2 separate regions of the Homo sapiens genome follow, and region 2 is linked to region 1. A link is a loop called in an ENCODE intact Hi-C map of the cell type or tissue named here. Cell type or tissue: Calu3. All regions are shown on one strand. Each heading gives the region's core, and the rest is flanking DNA. Links, peaks and the distances in the headings are about the cores only.

Region 1 (6,559 bases), core at 1,439-5,438:
CTGTAGGGGTTTCAGGAACAGAAAAAGGATGAAATAGGAAGAAATCTAAGAAATAATATAAAAGCTAAAGGAGGGATGAAGAGGCTAGGCATCGTGGCTCACACCTGTAATCCCGGCACTTTGGGAGGCCAAGGCAGGTGGATCACTTGAGGTCAGGAGTTTGAGACCAGCCTGGCCAACATGGTGAAAACCCATCTCTACTAAAAATACAAAAATTAGCTGGGCATGGTGGTGCACACCTGTAATCCCAGCTACTCGGGAGGCTGAGGCAGGAGAATCCTTGAACCCGGGAGGTGGAGGTTGCAGTGAGCCAAGATCGCGCCACTGCACTCCAGCCTGGGCGACAGAGCAAGACTCTGTCTCAAAATAAACAGAAAGAAAAGAAGGGAAGGAAGGGACAGGAGGGACGGGAGGGAAGGAAGGGACAGGAGGGACGGGAGGGACGGGAGGGACGGGAGGGACAGGAGGGACAGGAGGGACGGGATGGGGGAAGGAAGGGATGGGAGGGGGGAAGGAAGGGACGGAAGGGGGGAAGGAAGGGATGCGGGGAAGAAAGGGACAGAAGGGGGAAGGAAGGGACGGGAGGGGGAAAGAAGGGACGGGAGGGGGAAAGAAGGGACGGGAGCGGGGAAAGAAGGGACGGGAGGGGGAAAGAAGGGACGGGAGGGGGAAAGAAGGGACGGGAGGGGGAAAGAAGGGACGGGAGGGGGAAAGAAGGGACGGGAGGGGGAAAGAAGGGACGGGAGGGGGGAAGGAAGGGACGGGAGGGGGAAAGAAGGGACGGGAGGGGGGAAGGAAGGGACGGGAGCGGGGAAGGAAGGGACGGGAGCGGGGAAGGAAGGGACGGGAGGGGGAAGGAAGGGACAGGAGGGGGAAAGAAGGGATGGGAGCGGGGAAAGAAGGGACGGGAGGGGGAAGGAAGGGACGGGAGCGGGGAAGGAAGGGACGGGAGCGGGGAAGGAAGGGACGGGAGCGGGGAAGGAAGGGACGGGAGCGGGGAAGGAAGGGACGGGACAAGACGGGACTGGAGGGAGGGAGGGAGGGAGGGAGGCAGGCAGGCAGGCAGGAAGGAGCAAATTAGTAAAAAGAGATTCCTAGAGACAATCTAGTAAAATTTACAGGCCTGAAATGAAAAGAAAAGCTAACTCAAACAAGTCACACAGAAGAGGGAAAAAAAAAAAAAAGGTAAGGTTTACCCACAAGTCCTACAGAACTACAGTTAGTACAAGGAAGAGAGCTCAAACTCCAAAGCATGGCACAGAGGTAAGCCACTGAGAGGCCTTCTTGAAAACAAACAAAAAATACTAACAGCCAGGCGCGGTGGCTCATGCCTATAATCCCAGCACTTTGGGAGGCCAGAGCAGGTGGATCACCTGAGATCAGGAGTTGGAGACCATCTGGCCAACACGGTAAAACCTCATCTCTACAAAAATACAAAAATTAGCCGGGCATGATGGCAGGTGCCTATAATCCCAGCTACTCGGGAGGCTGAAGCAGAAGAATCACTTGAACCCGGGAGGCAGAGGTTGCAGTGAGCTGAGATTGTGCCACTGCACTCCAGCCTGAGTGACTGAGCGAGACTCCGTCTCAAACAAACAAAAAAAAACCTACCAAATGATAAAATCTAATCAACCAAGAGAAGAACTACAGCAAAGAAACAGGAAAACTATGTTTTTAATTAAAAAATTTATGATGGATGAGCATTTACTTTACCTTATTCAAGTATAAAACTCTTATTTGAAAAATAGAAAAATTCCTCCTAAATTCATATCTCAAAAAGGCACTTGCCACAGTAAAAAGCAACCTATGTAATGAGAGAAGATATTTGCAATCATTTATCTGACAAGGGGTTAATATCTAGAATATATAAAAAATACCTACAACTCAACAACATAAAACTCAGTTCAAAAATTGGCAAATGACTTGACTAGATCTTTCTCCAAAGAAGATATACAAATAGCCAACAATCACACGAAAAGATGTTCAACATCACTAGTCACAAAATACAAATCAAAACTGTAAGATACTACTTCACACCCATCAGGATAGCTGTTAGCAAAAAACAAAAACAGAAAACACTAATGTTCACAGCAGCATTGTTCACAATAGCCAAAAGATATAAACAAGCCAGTGCCCAACAACAGATGAAAAGATAAACAAAATGTAGTATATGCATACAACGGAATATTATTCAGCCTTAAAAAGGAATGAAATGCTGACACATGTTAGTTATAACATGGATGAACCTTGCAAATGAAACCAGCCCAATTGTCCTATAGAACTGATGTTTACAGTCTTTTAAAATAAACGTAGAAATTGACCCTCCCAGTCTTAAAACTTGAGGAAGTTACATTTGTCTTATCTGAGTTCCTTTCTTGGGAAACCAACCATCAGGCCTCCCAGATAGTTATCAAGGAACTGAAACTTACCAAATCACCATATCTGGACCATAAGACACCAGACCCCCTCACCCATTACAATTGCCTAACCAACTACCTGCTTCCTGTTGACCAATTCCTCTTCCTCACCCTTCCTTGATTCCTGTTTTCCCATACATGGTTATATTTCTTCCCTGCTAAATACATCCCTGGTTTTAGTCAGTTGAGGAGACAAATTTGAGACTGATCTCCCATCTCCTTAGCTGCAGCACCCAATTGAAGCCTTCTTCCCTAGCAACACTCATTGTCTCCGTGATTGGCTTTCTGTGCTGTGAGCAACAGGACTTAAACCAAACCCCTTGATATTTCAGTAGCAATATGAGGTACTCACCATAAGCAAATTCACAAAGATAGAATAAGTAGAGTATAGGTTACCAGGACTGGGGAAGGAAAGGGGAAGTTACTGTTTAATGGGTAAAGAGCTTCTGTTTAAGATGATGAAAAAGTTTTGGAAATGAATAGTGGTGATGGTTATACAACAATGAGAATGAACTAAATGCCATTATATACATAAAAATGGCTAAAATGGAATATTTTAAATTATGCATAATTTACAATTAACAAATTTTTTAAATTACAGTATTACACTATTACTATATGTGAATTATACCTCAAAGTTGACTGGCAAGGATAAAAGGATATACAATTTGATAAATACTCAATGTTGGAAGTTCTAACAAAAGGCATTTTAAACACATTGACTGGGATTATATATTGATACAATTTTTTTAAGAGTATTTCAGCAATTTTTCAGAAGTCACAAAAATATTTACTGCCTTCTATCCATCTGTTCTAATTCTACAAATCTTCCCTAAAGAGAAAAAGAAAAAGCAGGCACAAAGATTTATTCTCAAAAATGTTCATCAAAATATTATTTACAACATTATAATACTATCCAAAAATAGTAAATAAAATGATCAGATATTCACAACATATAAAAAGTTTATCTTAAGTATTATGTATTTTATTTTTAAATGTTAATAATAACATTTACAATACGTAATATATATGTTACAGGGGAAAACAAACATAAAATTATATCATGTGATTCTAATTTTTTATATACAAAACAAAACTAAAGAATAAATATATCTACGTCAATAATAATTATCTCCCAGACTAAGTTAAGGACCCTTTATCATATGCTGTCAAGGTAATATAACCTGAGGTCAGAGAAAACGTCGCTGGAAGTGGCTTTGAATGGAGAAAGAATAAAAGAGGATTCCTACCAGAGAACTTGTCTACCTCAGTATCACTTTATTCAAATTAAAACTGTTTTACAATCAAACTTCAATTTTTAAAAGTGGGGGAAAAAAACAGTATGTGTGAATTTTGGTATCCAAGGGGATACTAAAACCAATCTCCGGGCTGATACAGAAGGATGACTGTACTTGGAAATGATCTGGAATGTCTGTTTTAAAATGTCAGCAGGGGGCACCCCATTCAAGGATATAACACATTTTAAATAAAGGTGTTTAAATAAGTATTTCATTGATTCATTTTTAATGAGCATACCATGAGCCTTCTCAAAGTATTAAATACTCAACCATTACCTAAAAATCCTACTTTTTATTACCAGATTTTACTTTGGGAGAGTAACATTAGAAGATGTATAGTAAGAACTACCCTTATTATTAAGCATTTTCTAAACTTCTATTGGTTCACCCATATTTCACCAACATAGAAGAATAATTATTATCATACCAGTGCCACAATCCACAAAATCCTTTCGCCTCCATTTTTTCATGTGCCTGTCCTAACAATCATGAGATAAGCAAGCTTGATGATAATAACTACAACTTCTACAACCCCAACCCCATTGTAAATGAAATACCCACTAAGAATCAGGCACTATACAAGGTATCTCATATATTTACCTCATTCAAAGTTGAATAATTACCAAAAATCTATGAAGCAGTTATCCCATCCCAATTTTACAGATGAGGAAACTGAGGCTCAGCAATTAAAGTACTTGGCCCAGAAAGCTGATCTTTGATCCACACCCAGGTCTGTCTGAATCCTAAACCTATGCCATTTCCTTGTCCCACCCACAGTCCCCAGGAAGCAGAGATTGAGAAAAAGATAATCATTTGGCCAAGTCTTATTGGCAAACAGAACCCAGAGCCTTCTAACACTTGATCTACTGTGCTCTCCACCTGGTATGTTGCTTCTGTAAAAAGCAAGGACACTTCCTTCCATCGGGAGTTTATAAATCATAATCCCATTAGATTGTAAATAACATCTAGGGAAGCTATGTGCTACATGAGGGAAAGATAAGGGTGGCCAAGGGAAACTTCGAGGAAGTATAACTAAATTAATACACAGGGATCAGGGTTTAAGTATTTTATAATCAATACTCAAAACAGTAACAGTTAGCCAGGCACAGTGGCTCACACCTGTAATCCTAACACTTTGGGAGTCAGAGATGGGAGAATCACTTGAGCCCAGGAGTTCAAAACCAGCCTGTGCAACATAGTGAGAGACCTTGTCTCTAAGAAAATAAAAAAACAATAACAGTTAATAAAGTTTCCAGGAGTACCTTAGATAATCCCAGAATTGTATTTGTAATATTAGGAGAAGGGCTATTTTTAATATTCTAAAATTTATCATTGGAATGCCCATAAAAATTGCCTATGAGTAGAGTCATCATTACATCAGAATAATTTATGATAATTATTTAGGACTCTGCTTTTGATAAATATGTGCTCTGTAACTACTTAATAAAGTCATGAAAAATAATTTTTAAAATATAAACGTTACTTACATATCCCAGTTTGGAGCTATCCGCAAATGCTGGATTAGCAATTGGAACTAGAATAAGAAATTTAAGTGTAAAGAAAAGAAAAAATTAAAATGTTTAAGTCACAAAACACAGAAAATGACAGCAAAGTTAACAGCTCAGGACTTTATACAAAGGAAATTTACACTGTACACCAAAAATGGTATTTACTAAATTACAAAGGCACTAGTATACGAATAAGATTAAAATAAAAACTAAGAACAGTATTTTTAGTTTCTCCTACCACTTTATATTCGCTAAATGACTGCCCTTACCTGATAGACACACACCAACTATCAAAAAAAGTAACCTTAATACTATCCTGGAAGCAAATGAACTTAAATTTTTTCAAGCCAATTCCCAAATGAGGGACCACTATAGAAAACACCTCCGAACCACTGTAATTCCTCTCTGAGGATGACTTCAAAAACTCTGCCAATCGATGCTTAAACATGAGCCAAAAGAAACAAAAACCAAAAAAACTCTGACAAATTCCCTTGAGCTTACCAACAGACCAAGACAGTCCAAAAAGTAATATTCCCAGGGGAAGAGGAAAAAAATGTCTTAGAGGATTGATGTCTTCCTTCAATGTCACATCAGAAACCCTGCAGTTTACCAGATGACCCAGTAAAGGAACCGACACCCCCGACCCATTCCACATGGGGAGTTCATTCCAGTCACTAATGAGAAGGTAAAAGGTCTGTCTTATGATATCACTTTTTTTTTATTTTTATTTTTTGAGATGGAGTTTCACTTTTTTTGCCCAGGCTGGAGTGCTGTGGTGCGATCTCAGCTCACTGCAACCTCTGCCTCCCGGGTTCAAGTGATTCTCCTGCCTCAGCCTCCCAAGTAGCTGGGATTACAGGAGTGCACTGCCACACCCAGCTAATTTTGTACTTTTAGTAGAGACAGGGTTTCACCATGTTGGCCAGGCTGGTTTCGAACTCCTGACCTCAGGTGATCCACCCACCTTGGCCTCCCAAAGTGCTGGGATTACAGGCATGAGCCACTACGCCCAGCCTGATTTCAGATTTTTTTTTAAATCTTACAAGTTAACATAAAATGGAAACCTGAGTATTACAAACAAACAAACAAAATAAGTTCAAAATCACCATCTACTGTCATCTACTTTAGGACCTAAGGATTAAGCAGAGGATAATTTTCATAAACCTAAAATCGTGATAAATCAGTTTTTTTGTGGTAGTTAAATCAAATTGTTATTTTAGCACTTGTTTGAGCCTCTATAAAAACACAAATTAAAATGCATAAGGCATGTCACACAGGCTTACCAGGGGGGAATGGAGGAGCCTGGTGGCCACCTCCTGGTGACCAGCCACCACGC
Region 2 (4,000 bases), core at 1-4,000, 290 kb after region 1:
TGTTTGATCCTCTGACGTGGGGAAGTCACAAACTCATCAGCTCCCCAGAAGTGATGTCAGGGTTTTTGGCTATGTGACAGGGTGTCAAGGGCGGTATTTTGGGGGACCGACCTTCAGCCTTTGGGTGTCACTCCAGTTGCAGCTGTCTTTGGTGTTAGCCACGTGGCAGGCTGCCTTGGTTGGCACCACCGACTTTTGAAAATGGTTAATCACTGACCCCTTTCTGCTGCATCTGTTTCCCCCAACAGTGCTCTCCAGATCTTACAAAGTGCTTCCGGCACCCGCTCATCACCCCGTTCGGGTCATTGAGTCTTCTGAGAGGGGTCCTAATCTGTACCTTTATTTTTATTCCAAGGCGGCCACCACTCAAGCTCTTGGGGCCTCAGCAGTGAGATTGTAGCTTCTCTCTGCTTTACTCTTCCTTGCAGCTGCCACCGTCCATGCCCTCTGTGACCCGCTCACCCTTTCTGTAAAGCTCCTCGCTGTGTAGTCAAGGCCACCCATTGCTCAAGGTCCTGAACCCTCCTCTTCACTGTCCTGAACCTTCACTGTCACTGGGGACATGGCTCCTGCTCTCCCGCCCTTGGCCTTCTATGGCATTTAACTGCGTTGGTTCTTTCCTGCTTCTCAGTCTTGTGCTGCAGGGCCTGCCGGGGACCTTTGAAGATGGCCCCAACTCCATCCCCAGGTAGTCTGTGCCCTTGCTGAGCCCCAGGCATAGGAGTCACCCCATAGTCCTGTTTGTTTTGTTCATCCAGCTGGATGAACAATTTATTTTTTATTTTTTGTGGAGGCGGGATCTCCTTATATTGCCCAGGCTGATATTAAACTCTGAGGCTCAAACAGTCCTCCTGGCCTGGTGCAGTGTCTTATGCCTATAAATCCCAGCACTTTGGGAGGCCAAGACAGGTAGATCACTTGAGCACAGGAGTTTGAGACCAGCCTTGCCAACATGGCCAAACCATGTGTCTACAAAAAATACAAAAATTAGCCAGGTATGGTGGCCTGTGCCTGTAATCCCAGCTACTCGGGAGGCTGAGGTAGGAGGATCGCTTGAGCTCTGGAGGTGGAGATTGCCGTGCACCGAGATCATGTCACTGCACTCCACCTGGGCACCAGAGCGAGACTCTGTCTCAAAAAATAAAACAAAACAAAACAAAATTAGAAGCAAACTACAGCCACTGTTTATTTGAATCTCTCACATTTTTAAATTAAAAAATTCTCTCACCTTGACCTCCCAAAGTGCTGGGATTATAGGCATGAACCACCGTACCCAGCCTGTTTTATTTTTAAAGGGTCTTCATGGCAACAGCGTCTGTTTATGTCTTTGTGTTCCATGTCTAATGCCATTCTGTTCCTGTCCTGATAAGATTCATGCCTGAGTTACTGCCTTTCCTTGGAACTAGGAGGGTGTCCTGGTTAAAGTCTAACTGTCCCAGTCATGTGGCTGTTGCACTGTGCGGTGGTTTTCCTGGGCTTTGGCTCTGTTTCTTCTGTTCTCTTGCTATGATTTCCATGCCTGCCACAGGCAGGCAAATGGGGGATTCGCACAGGATCCCAAAGCACAGCCTTCCACCAGCGTGGAGAGTTCGCTTCTGGTTTTAAGGGGAAGAGGATGCTGTGGCTCACCTGGGCTTGCTGCTGTCTGGAATGCACCTTTGGGCAGAGCTTGCCTCCTCCTCGGTTACAGAGAGGGTGATTCCACTGGCCCCTTAGTCATGCTTTTTATCCTGAAATTGGTGAATGAGATGAGTCAGTTGCTAAGTGTAGGCGGCAGGCTGTTTGGAATCTCTAGTGGGTGTGTCAGTCAGTGCAAGAGTTCATTGGTAAAAAGGGGCTGAGACTCAAGTTACAGTCTTTTTTAAGTCTATGCTTTTAAAGCATAGTGAGGAGAGGGAGCAGGCAGTTAGAATGAGCTCTACCTTGCCTCATTTCTTGGGGGAATAAAGGAACTAGTTCTTTTAATACCTTATTTCCAAGGGCCTAAATTACTTGTTTGTGGTCTCTTTTTCTCATTGTAGTTTAATCCAGTGGCCATCTTCTAGCTGTTTTCTTGTTTTTATCCTTTTTTTTTGGTAGGGATGGTGTCTCACTATGTTGCCCAGGCTGGTCTTAAACTCCTGGCCTTCTCAAACTCCTGATTCTCCCACCTTGGGCTCCCAAAGTGTTGGGATTACAGACATAAGCTGCCACGCCCAACCTGTTTTCTTGTTTTTAGAAGTAAACATTAATCATATTTTGGCTAGAGAAATGGGAGGTTTTTTTCATTCTTATAATTCTCAAAGAAAAACCCAACCAGCTTGTTGCCTCAGTAAAATTAAAGAGAAAAAACTAGAGACACTACAATAACGTTTCTGTTTAAATTTTCATTTTATCTATAAATATTTTTAATGTAACTTTTTATTTTCAATTTTTTAAGTACATAGTAGGTATATATATTTATGGGGTACATGAGATACTTTGATAAAGGCATATGCTGCATAATAATCACATCAGGGTAAATAGGGTATCAGGCTGAGCAACGTGGCTCACACCTGTAATCCAGACACTTTGGGAGGCTGAGGTGGGAGGATTGCTTGAGGCCAGAAGTTTGAGACCAGCCTGGGTAGCATAGTGAGACCCTGTCTCTACAAAAAGTTAGACGCTGTAACTGAAGAAGAGGAAAACTTTGCCCAAACCTGCATTCCAAAAATTAGATAGGCATGGTGGTGCATGCCTGTGGTCCTAGCTACTCAGAAAGTGAAGTGGGAGGGTTGCTTGAGCCCAGGAGTTTGAGGCTATGGTGAGCTGTAATTGTGCCACTGCACTCCGGCCTAGGCGATAGAGTGAGACCTGTCTCAAAAAAAAAAAAAAAAAAGAAAAAGGAAAAAAAGGTGGAGGGTGGAGAAAGAAAGGGATATCATCACTTCAAGCATGTATCATTCCTTTGTGTTACAAACATTCCAATTATACTTGTAGGTATTTTTCAATGTGCAATAAATTATTGTTAATTGTAACCACCCTATTGTGCTATCAGATACTAGATCTTATTCTAAGTATATTTTTATACAATTTGCTGTGACTTCTTGCTTTTTCTTCTGGCAGAGAGTGTTCTTTAAAATTACTCTAAAGATTACATTTCTGGTATAGACCAGGGAAGTGTTTGTCCTTAGTGGGGCAAGAAGAGGCGAGGCAGCCCTTAGGTGCAGGGTTTGAGGTGTGACAGGTAGGACAAAGGACTTCATTGTTGAGCTCATTGCTCTACTTGTTTCTCTTTCCCTTCCTGTCTCCCAATTCCTGTTGGTTTCTGGCCGTTTGTGTGCTGGAAGCCTTCCGCATCCTTCAGGTGCTCTGGCAGTCCCTTGCCATGCCTGAGCCATCTTCATTATTATGCTGTGTGCTTGATTTGTTTGCATTGAAATGTGCGTACAAAATGCGGCTAAAGGCCGGGCGCAGTGGCTCACGCCTGTAATCCCAGCACTTTGGGAGGCTGAGGTGGGCAGATTACTTGAGGTCAGGAGTCCGATACTAGCCTGGCCTACATGGTGAAACGCCATTTCTACCAAAAATACAAAAATTAGCTGGGCGAGGTGGCGTGTGCCTGTAGTCCCAGCTACTTGGGAGGCTGAGGCAGGAGAATCACTAGAACCTAGGTAGCGGAGGTTGCAGTGAGCTGAGATCATGCCACTGCACTCCAGCCTGGGCGACAGATCGAGACTCCATATCAAAAACCAACAAAAAATGTGGCGAAGGCATGCAAAATATCAGCGCTTGTTGGAACTTGGCAGCCTGGATGCATGAAGGCAATGCAGACCAGGTAGTCAGGTAGTGAGCTGAGGAGCACTGATGAAGCAACTGCTGAGTGTTCAGTCTGAGAACTAGTTCTAGTAGAGACATTAGGTAGACTTGAGTTAGATTTTTGGAGACTATACTTCCAAAGAGAAGTGAACATTGGTATTGCAGTTTTAACCAAATCCACCTGAAACCACTTGGACTAGGTGCTAATTTTCAGTCAGCCTCT

The links. Peaks named below come from ENCODE experiments on the same cell type or tissue, not always from the same donor. Only the 100,000 strongest peaks of a DNase experiment are listed, where the experiment ranks them.
Region 2: a loop joins it to region 1, with 6 times the contacts of the local background. A loop is called at or near these places in 81 of 110 quality-filtered maps.

What each region holds. Positions count from the first base shown.
Region 1 is chr3:41,890,316-41,896,874 of GRCh38, forward strand. It overlaps ULK4 (unc-51 like kinase 4), which reads right to left. Exons shown (of 37, transcript NM_017886.4): 15 at 6,507-6,559; 16 at 5,203-5,249. Among named protein-coding and RNA genes, the nearest start is that of ULK4, 69 kb to the right of the region's middle. In Calu3, for the core only: no CTCF peak of the experiment used is centred there; a DNase peak (open chromatin) is centred at 3,856.
Region 2 is chr3:42,177,839-42,181,838 of GRCh38, forward strand. The region is part of intron 3 of TRAK1 (trafficking kinesin protein 1); the gene reads left to right. Among named protein-coding and RNA genes, the nearest start is that of CCK, 86 kb to the right of the region's middle. In Calu3, for the core only: no CTCF peak of the experiment used is centred there; DNase peaks (open chromatin) are centred at 1,713, 3,303 and 3,742.